2 separate regions of the Mus musculus genome follow, and region 1 is linked to region 2. The links are chromatin contacts, found by POLR2A ChIA-PET in ENCODE. All regions are on one chromosome and are shown on one strand. Each heading gives the region's core, a stretch centred on a gene start or an enhancer-like site at or near the end of the contact. The rest is flanking DNA. Distances are from core to core; before and after follow the strand shown. Region 1 holds the start of Tmem144 (transmembrane protein 144). Region 2 holds the start of 4930579G24Rik (RIKEN cDNA 4930579G24 gene).

Region 1 (7,032 bases), core at 2,704-5,203, 210 kb before region 2:
TCCCCTGATGTGCAGATCCTGATTTAAACGTGAACGGACGTAAAAGGGGAACCATCAGGGAGGTAAAAGGGGAACCATCAGGGAGGAGGAAGAGGTTTAAGAGGATAGGAGCAGGGAGAGCAAGAAAAGGTAACAAGCGGAAACAGAAAATATCAAGAGCCTTCTCTCATATACAGTCTGTATTTGAGCATGTGTGCATATGATGGAGGGAGGGAGGGAGAGGGAGAGGAGAGAGAGAAGGAGAGGGAGAGGAGAGGGAGAGGGACAGAGAGAGAGATTGAGAGAGAGAGAGAGAGAGAGAGAGAGAGAGAGAGAGAGAGACTATCAGGGAAAAGAAGACCAGTAAGGTGGCTTGAAGGTCTGTCTACATGGAAATTCTAAAGTGTCTCACCAGCAATATCACATGTCACCGAGGAATTTGTGGCTCATCTTTTTGAGTTCTTAGGCTTATTAATAAAATAATTTAATAATTGACTCAGAAGGACACTTCTGAAAAAAGAACTTAAAGGGAAAAAGCCTAGGACACGGAAGCTTCAATAGTCAACAGCCACTCAGAGGAGGAAGATGGAGAGGAGGAAATGGAGACATTTGAAGGCAGCCACGTGGTGGATGATCAGGGGTGGTGGCTTCTGAGAAATAGAGGAGGAAGGTATGTGTATGTTCTGTCCAATATCCTAAAGAAAGAGACAGAAAGTAATAAAAAGGAAAAGTTACACCTTTCTGAAATCAAGTAGCAGACCCTCATTGAGACTCCCTCTATGAAGACCTCGTCAGAGCTGTGAGGAAGGCATTCTATCTCGATAAAGGAATAATTATTCTTCCCACCTCTTTATCATCCCTTAATGTAAGTCAACCTTTCCAGGTATGGTCAGTGAGCCTGCAGACTGACCAGCCCAAATGCATTAACTCTCATGTTTTGGGAAGCTTGGAATGTTAGGTCTCCCCTAGGCCATTGAAATAACATTTCTCTTAAGGAGACTCATCGGAACACCAATACAGACTTCTGTAGCATTTCCCCCTCTGAAGAGGTAACCCTAAAATCGTTTAGGCTATGGGACAAAGTTGAGCACTAAATATATAAAGCATTTTTACTGTGAAAATCTAGATATTCAATTCTAAAGCTTTGCCAGAGGGGATAAATGCCTGGACTGGACTTTCAGTCCCACCCCAGGTATAGCTCCAGGGCTGGGTGCTGGTTCACAAGGAGTTAACTCCCTTTAGACATTCCCAGCCAGAGAGCCAAGGACTTTCCTGGAACTGCCTACAAACTGTTCTGCCAATTCCTGTCTCCTGGTCTCATCAGATGGACAGTAAAGAGGAGTGGGAGAGTGAATATAATTAGGATACAAGGATGTCAATGGATGAAATGTCATAACTAAAGTCCATTATTTTGTATGCTAAGTAAAAAAAAATTTTTTTTTAAACACTAAAAGTGACTTTCCTAGAGAAATAGTGCTAACAGACGAAGCTAAAGTTAAAATCTAGATCTTACATTATAGACATTTATGTTTGGTTATTAGTGCAAAAGGTGCAATCTCTTTAAAAGTCTGTATCAGAGTCTTTCAGGCTAGGGCTCTCTTTAGTATGATGTGCGAAGCACTAGACAGAAATGTCCATAGAAAGAGCTCTCAGGCCTGAAACGAGCTCCAACATACGTTTACATTTTAGGGAATTCTCAACAGAGGGAGTCTGTTTTTCATATCAGTTTAAAACAATAGTGAAGGGTGTGGCCACAGGGTCTCTTTGGTCATAAAGTGATGATATCTTAGATTCTGTTTATGTTCTGTATCTTTGGGAAAGAGTCTGGGTCTGTGTACTGTTGGCTTAACTTGGAAACTGTGCTGACTCTGCTCCAGACAGCTGCAGTAGAGCAAAGACAGTAGCAACGTGAATCATGGGAATGTTTTGCTTGCCCAGTACATATAAAAGTTCCTCCTACAGTGTCTTCTACTGTGTGTACAATAGATGATGTCTAAAGAGTATGCAAACCTATCTTAGTTTGAAATACTCAGTTGGGCTTCCTCTGACAGCTGAGAGGAACAGATGCATAGACCCACAGTCAAACATTAGTTTCATAGAGCCCAAATTGGAGATCTCCACTGGGTTCCTCCCCTTGGGCTCCGGAGACCCCGTGGAAGAGGCGGGGAATTGTAGGAACCAGAGGAACACAAGAACACGGCCCACAGAATCAACTAAGCAGGGCTCATAGAGGCTCACGGAGATTGAACCGGCAATTACAGAGCCTGCCATGGGTCTGCGTTAGGTCCTCTGCATATACATTATGGTTGTTGCCAAAACACCTTAATTTAATGTGGAAAAATTTAAAGAAATTAATTGCAAAGTACATAAAGTTAAACTTAATAAGCAAATCTCTGCCTGTTTATGTGTGCACATAAACAGGAAGTTTCTCGATTTTTTCAATCACTAAATTAATCATTTCTCTTAAGAAAATGACCTTCTTTCTTTCTTCATGATACTCTGCCTCCCAGTGCAGTTCTCTGATGGATGTAGAGTTGAAAAGCAAGGCTTCCTTTCAAGAAACCTTATCTCCTAACGTCTCCACTTTTCTTCTCTTTCTTGTGAATCTCACATGACCAGATAGTGGATGGTGTCAGCTTAATCCACTCCAAGAGGCCTGCCTGCCTCAAACTCAGACTAGGCCAGGACCTAGCACTTCCTCTTCTTGAAGTTCACATCTGTGTCTTCTGCTGTGCTAGTATCCGGCCTAGAGAGACAGCCTTGCTGTCTAGGAGAGGTCTGTCACACACACACACACACACACACACACACACACACACACACACAAGAGCGCGCACACAGACACATATGGACGCGCGCGCACACATACACACACATGCACGCACACACACACGCACACAGTCACACACACACACTCACACGAACACATGCACAGAGAGAGAGAGAGAGAGAGAGAGAGAGAGAGAGAGAGAGGGAGAGAGGGAGAGAGGGAGACAGAGAGAGATGAACACACACACACACAAACACACACACACACACACACACACACACACACGAGCGCACACACAGACACACATATGGACGTGCGCGCACACATACACACACACGCGCACGCACACAGTCACACACACACACACACACACACGTGGTTTTCAGCTACAGAAGAGGCAGGTAAATCTACATCATATGCTAGTGGTTGCTTTTACCTCTGAATCTCAATCGGATGTCCGAAGCCTGCACTCCTGTCCATTGCTCTTGATTCTTACAGCTCTTTAGGTGGGGTGGGATACAGCTACTGCTCTGGAACGTGATGCACAGCCTGGTTTCACAGGAAAGCTTCCTGGAAGCTATTTTCAAAGAAATTACCTCCCGGGCCAAGCTTTATTTTCCGCAACTCCAGTGTATGGATTTGTATAAAGCCACCTCCCTTGTCTACTGAAATGTGCCAGCAAGCCACAAAGGCATTTAGTTCACATTACAGTAGCACACATTAATTGTTTACATTTGTCTAAGCTCATGATTCCAGCTACATGGGAGGCTGAGGCAGGAGGATCACAGAGTCTACTTGGGCTGTGGAGTGAGCGTTAAGCCAGTCTAGGCAACTTCGGAATAAGCTGTCTCAACTTTAAAAAGGGGGAATGAGAGTTGGGAGTGCAAATTAGGAGAGATTGCCTAACAACAAAGGCAAACCGGGATGGAATGAGCATTTATTTTGTAACTGTGTGAGGTAGCTCCGGCTTTGTCTCATCCACAAACTGCACAATTAAAGGTGTGGTGTTTAGCAGAAGGTGACTTGCTACTCACTGAACGAGCTCTTCTTTAAAGGGGGGGGGGGGGGGGGGGCACGACACTCTCTAGTTAACTCGCTGACTGACAGAGGGCCTGAGGACTCCTTAGTCACCTGACTGAGCTCCAGCCCTCCGCTGGGAGGGTGTCCTGAGCCTCCGCCTGGGAGGGACTCCGGTCTCCCTTCAGATTCCGGCAGGAAGTCCGCACGCGTCCAGGGAAGAGTCAGCGCAGTGAGACCCCACCAGGTCACCTGAGTCTAAGGTGCCCCTGGGTCTGAGAGCCGCCCTGCAACCTTCAGCTCCTCGGGAAAACTCGCAGAGCAAGTAAGTGCCAGCACTCGTGACGTCAGCCCAGAGACAGGCGAAGCTGCACTCAGATTGGAGGAAATTAAAGGAAACCAGAAATGAAATCTTTAAACTAGAGCAGGCGGCATTGATCGAGCGCCGGCACTATCTTAAACGCAGGGGAGGAGCTGCTTAAAACTTTAAAGTAGTCGGGAGAAAAAGCAGATATACCAGTAATGAAACGAAAGTAGTAAATTTTTTAGAAAGAATGAATGTAGCTTAATAAAATATTAAGTGGATACTTAACACGTAAACCTTAGAATCCTTGGACTTGAGACTTTTCCACGGAATGTTGAAAGCTTTTACCTTGGAGAAATACGAACTATTTCGATAGCTGCTGCCTGGTTGGTAATCTGTCTAAGGTAAACGCGTGTGGGCAGGTCACGTGCTACCTGACCCACGTGATATTTATGGTCCTATTGTCTAACTAAAACTTGAAAAAATTTTAAATGAATGGGAGGGATCTAGCACAAGTTTAAAGCTTGACTGAGCTCTGAAGCGAGTTTAAAGTCTGCCTAGAAAAGCTTGGCGAGACTGTCTCAAATCAAACAAAGTAAAAACGGGGTTCGGGTATAGCTGAGCAGAGCGTTTGCCGAGCATGCCGTATTATTAAAAAATATAATAATAATAATAATAATAATAATAATAATGGATTTTGTTTGCTTGCTTGCTTTTTTAAAGACAGGGTCACACTAGTGTTGTCCTGGATGGTCTGGAACTAGCTATGTAAACCAAGCAGGCGATGATCTCAAAGATCTTCCTGCTTCTGCCTTCTGAGTGCCGGAAGTTAGCTTGCTACCAACCTAGACTGAAAATAAGATTTTTAGAGGAATAATTTGGGGCTAGGTTTGTGCGAAAAAAGGGTTGGGGATACATGTTCAGTAAAGTAATGATGCTTCTCTTTACCACAGAAATGTCACTGATTTAACGCGAGATGGACTCTTCCTTATGGCAGTCTGGGATTGTTGGTTCACAGGGAATTAGATCATGTGCTTTTGGAAATGCTCTGGAGCCGTGTGCTGTAAACGAACATCGTTTATCTAAGGCAATAACTGACTGGAGTTGATTCAGCAGTCAAATGAGGTCATGCGCTCTAATTAGCACTACTAATTATTCATCCAATTCAGGCTGAAACCTGTGGCTGCCCATCAATACCCCTTAGTGGAGCCTTCTTTTCTGTAAAATAATCTACCTCATTAAATGGTTAGGCACTGTCCTCTTAGCCATGCACTTGCTTTGCTTGTTTTAATTAAAATGGAAAAAAAATGATTTCTTCGCTATTAAACCTGTATTTTAAGTCCCAGGACAGCTTTCCAAATAGCTCTCCTGCCTCATATTTAGAAGTCCTGTTAGTTATTTGCTTATTTATTAGGTCTAAATGGAATCTCCTGCCTCGTATTTAAAAGCCCTGATATTTTTTTATCTGTCCTATTTATTTAGTGAACAAAGAGAAGTCTTTACACAGGTTCCCAAGTGCTGGGGCTGTTGGTATGTGCCAAGGATCTTTCCTGATACCACATTCCTCTTTTCTTCACTGAGAGAGCCAGAACTTTTTTTGTAGCAATGATATCTGATAGAACTTTTTACAGTGACAGAAAATTCTAAATTTGCAGGGATCAGAATCTTGGCTGATGGACACCTTCGTCAACTGAGTACTTAAAATATAATTTAGCTGAAGACCTGATTTCTTTCCTTGTCTTGACCTGAATAATTGTATTGAAAGGTTAGTTACTTTGTGCGACTTGGTGCTCCCAGAGTGCACAGCAGGGATGTCTACCTGCCGACTTTGTACTCTTCTGTAAGCTGCCGTTTGAACCACACTGCTGGTGAGGTTGGATTTTGCAAGATCATCTTTTATCTTCATTTTTAAAAATTGATGGTATAGATATTTATTTATGCATGCATACAGCATGAACATCCTGTGTGTGCCCTGTGCCGGGGAGTGAACCCAGTGTCCAGTCATATTAAGCACATGCTCCATCACTGGTCTGTACCTTAGGAAAGACTCTTGAGCCATGAACTTGCTACCCAAGGCTCTACCAACGGACAAAAAAGATCCTAAATCTGTAATGGCCATGCAACCTGAGTGCACCTTTACGCGAATGTCCCAAACACAGCAAAACTCACTTACAAAACACTTACTTAGTTCTGAAAGTCTTCTCAGGCAAGCTTGAATTTAATTGACACAACAGAGACCAGAAACATGTTCATCATGCCGGATTGCTTTACAGGGAAACGACCCTTCTCATGTAGAAAATACTGGATCCAGATCCTGTGAAAAGTTAGATTTTCAAACTCTGAAGGGAAAAAAAATGGTTTATCTTATTATAAGTTCGTGATTAAAAAAAGGATTGATATTTTTTGAAACTTGTATCTTGGGTATTCTAAGTTTCTGGACTAATATCCACTTATCAGTGAGTGCATATTAATATCTGAGTAGTACTCCATTGTGTAAATGTACCACATTTTCTGTATCCATTCCTCTGCTGAGGGGCATCTGGGTTCTTTCCAGCTTCTGGTTATTATAAATAAGGCTGCTATGAACATAGTGGAGCATGTGTCCTTACCGGTTGGAACATCTTCTGGATATATGCCCAGGAGAGGTATTGCGGGATCCTCCAGTAGTACTATGTCCAATTTTCTGAGACATGAATCTCAAGAAGAATGAAGACCAAAGTGTGGTCACTTTGCCCCTTCTTAGAATTGGGAACAAAACACCCATAGAAGGAGTTACAGAGACAAAGTTTGGAGCTAAGACGAAAGGATGGACCATCCAGAGACTGCCGCACCCAGGGATCCATCCCATAATCAGCCTCCAAATGCTGACACCATTGCATACACTAGCAAGATTTTGCTGAAAGGACCCTGATATATCTGTCTCTTGTGAGACTATGCCGGTGCCTGGCCAACAGAAGTGTAT
Region 2 (7,304 bases), core at 1,308-3,807:
GGAGACACACCGCGCTCAACTCCCAACTCAAGCATTCTTGTCATCTTCTCACAAAACAAATGATGACCTGGGTGCAGGGAGGCACTATTGCGACATTACTTACGGATGGAATGAGCTCTCATAAAGGAGTCGACAAAAGCTTAGAGGGCAGAAAGCATCTAAGGTAAAATACTGCCATATCAGAGAAAACACACAAGCAAATAAAAGAGCCCAGTATTCTGCTTTCACCAAGTCGAGAATACCAAGAAAAGTCCCATTCTCAGTCTAAATGCCTGGAGACAGGCAGCCGCGTCCATGTGCTCTACGTGCAAATAGGTCCTGTGCAAGGCTTTACGCGACTACATCGGCAAGTCAGTTGTCGGGTTTCAGGGAATCATAGCCTTCTTTCAGGAGGTCGCGCCACGTCTTAAGGAAGCGTGCATTTTCTGTACATTTCAGGGCAAGTTCTTCCACTTGAGCTGATACCGCAGACGTGGCTTCCAGAAGTTTAGTTAATGAAAACGCCGCCTACAATTTAATGAAAGAAAGAAAAGTCAAGCGGGTTTGTTTGTGGTACTGGTACCCAGGACCTCCAGCACTGAGCTACACCCTGAACCCCACACACGCTTTTTAAAAAAAAAAATCCTCATCTAACTTCATAGTCTAAATATAGCTTAAAACCTTCAATCAAATGCCCACATGTTTTTCTTTAAAAGAAATGAATTTTCAAAAAAAAAAAAAAAAAAAAAAACACTGGTTCTTTCTTGAAGCCGAAGTCTCAGAACAGGGGAGGCACACAGCTCTACCCAAGCTGCACTCAGAGCCTCTAAATTTTTTCATAACGTAACTTTAAGGAAGAATACCTGCCATAAAAATACTCACTGAATATGACAAGTCAGTATTTTTAACAGAAAACACATCCAACTCTCATATATTTCCCCAAGGCAACCTGGAAACCTCTTGACTAAAAGTGGCAGAGCCATCCAAAGGACTTCCTCACTTTGCCTGGTAACGAAGTAAGAAAAGCCCTGTTCCACTATTTTCACCCATGAACACTTATTTTTGAGCTATAAATAAGTAAATAAATAATAAAATCAAAGAACTTATACTCTAAGCTGAGCTGACAGAACATCTAAAATCACACACAGCTATGAAAAACTCACTTTTAAATCAAATGCTTTCTTCACCAAAAAATATAAAATAACACTTTTTTTATATCATGTCAGCATTTATTGTTCACATTTATTTGTAACCTGTATTGTTTGGGGGGAGGGACCTGGACTAATACTTCAGCCATCTCTTTTGACAAAAGAATAAAAACCTGTCAGCCAGTTCTAGTTTCCAAATCTTTTGTGTGGTTATTCCACAACCCTCTCCAGGAAGATTGTCTGCTACATACTTCAGTCCTTTCTCCCTCTCAAAGAGTCCTTATAAAGTGCCACTGTAAACACATAAGTGGATGCTCACAGTCAGCTATTGGATGGATCACAGGGCCCCCAATGGAGGAGCTTGAGAAAGTACCCAAGGAGCTAAAGAGATCTGCAACCCTATAGGTGGAACAACATTATGAACTAACCAGTACCCCGGAGCTCTTGACTCTAGCTGCATATGTATCAAAAGATGGCCTAGTCGGCCTTCAATGGAAAGAACGGCCCATTGGACTGGCAAACTCTATATGCCTCAGTACAGGGGAACGCCAGGGCCAAAAAGTGGGAGTGGGTGGGTAGGGGAGTGGGAGAGGGTATGGGGGACTTTTGGGATAGCATTGGAAATGTAAATGAGGAAAATACCTAATAATAAATAAATAAAGTGCCGCTGTGACCCTCCAACCCCTCAGCGTTATACGTGTTGGGGTCAGGAAGTTATTTCTGGGAATTCGAGATTGAACAAAAACTTTACAGAATTTTTGCATTGCAAGATTCTGTTCTAAACTGTCCTATCAAATCCATCTGCCGGCTGTGATTAGCCCTGGTCCACTCAAGTCCAACACAGAGCCAAGTAAGCGACACACAACAGCATCACCAGCTGGCCCTGGGCTGGTGGCCAACTAGAAGCACAAGCTCGAGTCCCTTAGAAAGCACCAATGGGCAAGGAGGCAAGCTATGACCGCCCAAAGTGCTCCGAGGGATGGGAGGAGGCGGAGAGAGGATCCTGGCAGCGGGGCTGCGGATGACCGCTAGCAGAAGGAGAAGGAAAGAAAGATGCGGGAAGAGAGAGCCGAGGCTAGCCCTCAACTCCAAGAACCGCAGGCAGGAGCACCCTAGCTGCAATCAGCTCTCAGCCGCAACGGCGACACTCACGTCTCCGATCTGCAGCTCCACTTGCTCCAGCGGGTCCACGGTTGGACCGGGACTCCTGCTCGGATCCCGCCAGCCCAAACTCACTGGCATGCTGAGGGACGACGAAGAGGCGCCTGACGACGGAGATGAGGGAGGCGGCGGCGGCGGCGAAGAAGCCCGAAACTCCTCAGAGTCAGCCATGGGAGTGAGCTGGGGCTACTGGACCGGATCAAGCAACCGAACCCTCACCAACTGCCTTTCGACCGCTCGCGCCCAAAGCCCATAGGCTCCGCCTCCTCCCACACGGAGTCCCGCCCCATCTTCTCGTTTGTCTCTGCCCTGGACCCCAAGTACGTCTCATTTTTTCCAGACAGCCAATCAGATATCAAGCCAGGCGTCACCAGGCTCCTGCGCACAGCTCCAGGAGCTAAACACTACAACTCCCAGAATGCCTAGCAAATCAGCCTCGCTATGCTTCTAGGGCGCATGCGCACACGCGAGAGCTTGTCGGCCTCTTCTGCACACTAGGTTCCTGGCTGAGGATGACTGGGAGATGGAGTCTTCTGCCTTTTCCTGGCTTGTATGTGACCCGGAAACCTTACTGGCCTTCGTGTCCTCTGTGGCGCCGGCGCAAAGCAGAAGAGGGGCGGGTACGCCGCGAAGCAAGGGCGGTCGGCAGAGCCCAGACGCTGACAGAAGCTGAGCAGTCGGGGCTTCTTGGCAGGTGATGGCGCCCCTCGTAGCCTAGAAGTCCAGCACCCTCGGCAAGCCGCAGACCCACGCCTCTCTCCTTTGTATCTGGTCAAGTCTCCGGGTCACTTTGAACATGTTGGTGCGACTAACCAAGCTGTCCTGCCCTGGTGAGACGAAACTCCTGGTGGGGACAGAAGGAGCAAGGTGGATAAGTTGGGACAAAACAAGACTGGGGCCACACCCGGGGTACTGCCAGCATCTCTTTCCTTGTCTATTGTCTTAGGCTAAACTAGGGCAAAGGTCAATGCTGTCAGCGCCTGGTGGCCGACCCTACCTTACCGACCTTGGAGTTGCCCCAGTTGGCAGAATTATCATCTAGGTTAAAGGTCATGAGAAGAGAAAATTGTCAACACTGCCCCCTCGGTGGAGTTCCCCCAAATGCCGCTCCTAATCTTTACCTCAAGGCTCAGGTATTATCTGCCGCCTTATTAGGAATGGGAAAGAAAGAAAAACTTGTGTGGGTTTTCGCCTTGGCTCTGACCTGACTTTGCAGCCATAATAGTCTAATCTTAATTGAAGTCTGAGCTCTCATATCGTATTAACTCATATATTACCAATTATGTCTGGAGTCGGAATTTTTTCTGCATTATCCAGAGTTAACACCAGGCGTTTCTGTTATGGGTGTTTCTTAAAGCAGTTGCAGGATAGTTTTAAGTTTTTACTTAAAAACAACCCCCTCGTTCAAACAGAAGTTTAGAGGATCTTGAATTCTGTTGTAACTGGCTTAATATAAATCTTTACTGAAGTTAATTTGGCTGTGGGATTTTTAAACAAGTATTTGTATACTTGTTTAAACAATATGGTGTATATTCAAACCAAGCATCTATTATCCACAGAAGATGGTATGCTTTGAGAGCCATCAGTTTACAGTCTAATTTAGATGCAGTCTTGGATCTAGTCAGTGACTTTTCTTTAAACGCTAATTTGTTACATTTTCATTACTCAGTGTTACCTCTAGTGGTGACAACTAAATGTGCTAAGTATGTCGTGTATGGCTGATCCGGTGTTCAGTGACTCTGACTTTGCTTTCTACTGGAACTCTGTCTTTATGCCTAAATGTTCAGATGGGTCATGAGAGATACCATGCTCGTTTAAGCAAAGGAATAAACGTTATACCTTTTTAAAATTCTCTGGTGGGAATCAGAGGCCACGGTTCCAACTGTTCTCGAGCAAATTAGTAGCTGTACAAATAATAGAATGAATTTTCAGAAGTAAATGATAACTTGTATATGGTAAACTACAGGGTATAATAAATACCTTTTAAATGATGATAGTATGTTTGAACTCAACCAAATTTGCCTATAAGTACTTATAAATATCTTTCCCCCGTGAATTAGGGTAAAAAAAAAAAGATTTAATCTTGGACTTAATAAAGTATTTCAATATCATCGACTGATAGATTGATTTTTTTTCAAGGCAGAGTTCCTCTGTGTGGTCCTGGCTGCCCAGGAACTGGCTCTGTAGACCAGGCTGGCCTCAACCTCACAGAGCTCCATCCACCTGCCTCTGCCTGTGCTGGGATTAAAGGCCTGCACCACTACTGCCCAGCAATATAATACTTTTTAATGTGCAAAACAAGCTAGGGAAGATTTGTTTCCCTACCTCTTTAAAATTATCAAAAGAAATGTATAGTATTTACAAGACATTAGACTTCTACTCCAAATGTTTTTTTTTTCCCCACTTCATTCAAATTTATTGTCTTGATGCCAGGTATCACTTGAGAAACTATTTTGTTAAAATATTTAAAAATATTAACCATGTAATTGGTGGTAAAAATAAAATTAGTTTATATAAGAATAATTTGTTAAAAATATTTCGTCTTCTTTTTTTTTCTTTTGTTTTTCTTTTGTTTTGGTTTGGTTTGGTTTTTGGTTTTTTTGGTTTTTGAGACAGGGTTTCTCTGTGTAGCCCTGGCTGACCTGGAATTCACTCTGTAGACCAGACTGGCCGCGAACTCAGAAATCCGCCTGCCCCTGCCTCCCAAGTGCTGGGATTAAAGGCATGCGCCACCACACCCGGCCTTCTTCTTTCTATTTAATTAAGAAAAAATTTACCATGGCCTCAGGTTCCATGATTTCAGAGATAATTTCAGATCAATTACTGTTCTCAGAATTTGACAAGTATTAGAAGAAACTATCTGAATTCCTATTTGTCTGATGTAAATAGGGCTTATCGTTATTTCACATCTCAGAAAGTTATGAGGGATATTTTGTTTGGAACAGGTTCTCATATAGCACAGGTTGGCTATAATCTGATTGTCGTGTGGCTGGAGATAACCTTGAATTTCTGATCTCCCCACTGTGCATTACCACATGGCTTATGATGTACTGGGGATCCAACTAGGCAAGCACTCTACCAACTGAGCCACACCCCATCCAAGACATAGTATTAAAATGGAAAATTCTTAACCATTCATCCTGTCCAGGAAAGTGTAAATTATATAGTCAAAATGAAATTCCTTGTCTTTACTACTTTTTACAGTCCATTTACAAAAGTTTCCTCACTTGTAGATGCTTTATAAGACATAGTCCAAGTTAGAAAAGACCTCACTATTGTGACGGAAATTAAACAGTTTCACAGGCTTCTATGTACATAGCCATTGAAATCGTTACTAGGAAGGTTCTGATCCTGTTAAGAAGCACATAATTGTTTTTGTTTTTGAAACGGAGTCTCAGTGTAGCCCTAGCTGGGCTGGAACTCCCTGTGTAGTCTAGACTGGCCTTATTGTCACAGAGATCCCCCTGGCTCTGCCTCTAAGTACTGGGATTAAAGACATCACCATGCCCATCTGAATAGCTGTAGCTCTTGTATTTCAGTCTTCGATCTGCCTATCACTGTATTTTTTATTTAACTTTTTATTTTGTACTTGCTTTAGGCTTTCAGATGAGTTGCAGAGAAAATAGAGTTCCCATGTGTCCTTCTCAAACTTAACATCATATATAATCATGGTGAATATGGAGACTAAGAAACTAACATTGGCTGGACGGTGGTGGCGCACACCTTTTTTTTTTTTAAAGATTTATTTATTATTTTATGTAAATACACTGTAGTTGTCTTCACACACTCCAGAAGAGGGAGTCAGATCTCATTACGGATGGTTGTGAGCCACCATGTGGTTGCTGGGATTTGAACTCTGGACCTTCGGAAGAGCAGTCGGGTGCTCTTACCCACTGAGCCATCTCACCAGCCCAGCACACACCTTTAATCCCAGCACTTGGGAGGCAGAGGCAGGCAGATTTCTGAGTTTGAGGCCAGCCTGGTCTACAGAGTGAGTTCCAGGACAGCCAGGACTACACAGAAAAACCCTGTCTCAAAAAACAAAAACAAAAAACTAACATTGATGAAATGTTATTATACTACAAAACTATTCAGGTTCCCATTTTCTGGTTCAGGATCTAGTCCATGTAGCTTTTAGTTAGCCTCCATCTATTTTCATGGGACACTTCCTCTGCTTCTTGTCATTTGTGATTTTGATATAAGCATTTTATTGAATGCCTCTCAGTCTAAATTTACTTGGTGGTTTCTCATGATTTCCTGATTAGACTGAGGTGTAAGGATTTTGAGGGTGTGTGCCACAAAGGTAATGAATCTTTCTCATATCATATCAATAGCATGTGATATCACTGTAATGCTGGTCATATTTAAATGGTATTTGATTCAAATACCATTTGATTCACTTAATTCAAATTATAACTATAATATTTTTACTGTAAAGTTAGTTTTTTTTCTTTTAATATTCCACTTATTAGAAACTAGAAAGGTCCAGTCCACACTCAGTAGGGAAAGAATCAAAAAATATGTGAATATATAATCACAGTCTTTAGTATTATAAGTTTTTCTATAAAAAAAATTGTGATTAAGCTTGATATAGTGGTGAACACCTTTAATTTTAGCCTTTGGGAGACAGAGGCAGAGGCAGGTGGATTTCTGTAGTTCAAACCCAGCTTCATCTATTTAACAAGTTCCAAGCCAGCCTGGGCTATATGAGACCATGTCTCAAACAATTAAAAAAAATGGATTGAGTGGAATTCATTTGACATAAAGAGCAATGTATACATCCTTTGCTCATTTTTTTTTTGAGAAAGCAAAACAAAAGTAACAACAACAAAAAAACATATTTTTTTCTATTTTTATGCCATTTAATGAGTAACTATCCCCCTGCATCTATTTTTATTATACTATCAGCCATTCATTTTATTACACTGTCTCTCACTTGTTTTAAGATTGTAAATTTTAGATGAAGAGGTGCATTATCGGTTAAGACTGCTCTTCCAGAGGTCCTGAGTTCAATTT

Evidence for each region. ChIA-PET counts read pairs that join two places held with the same protein, here RNA polymerase II (POLR2A).
Region 1: POLR2A ChIA-PET joins it to region 2 with 11 read pairs in embryonic stem cell. The contact joins the promoter of Tmem144 here to the promoter of 4930579G24Rik in region 2. POLR2A ChIA-PET finds 5 or more read pairs at or near these places in 5 of 5 experiments (Patski and embryonic stem cell).

What each region holds. Positions count from the first base shown.
Region 1 is chr3:79,839,830-79,846,861 of GRCm38, reverse strand. It overlaps Tmem144 (transmembrane protein 144), which reads left to right and starts at 3,953. Exons shown (of 12, transcript NM_001379543.1): 1 at 3,953-4,091.
Region 2 is chr3:79,624,332-79,631,635 of GRCm38, reverse strand. It overlaps 4930579G24Rik (RIKEN cDNA 4930579G24 gene), which reads right to left and starts at 2,557. Exons shown (of 2, transcript NM_029482.1): 1 at 2,280-2,557; 2 at 1-507. The coding sequence starts at 2,459. The coding sequence ends at 352. It overlaps Etfdh (electron transferring flavoprotein, dehydrogenase), which reads left to right and starts at 2,869. Exons shown (of 13, transcript NM_025794.2): 1 at 2,869-3,118. The coding sequence starts at 3,085.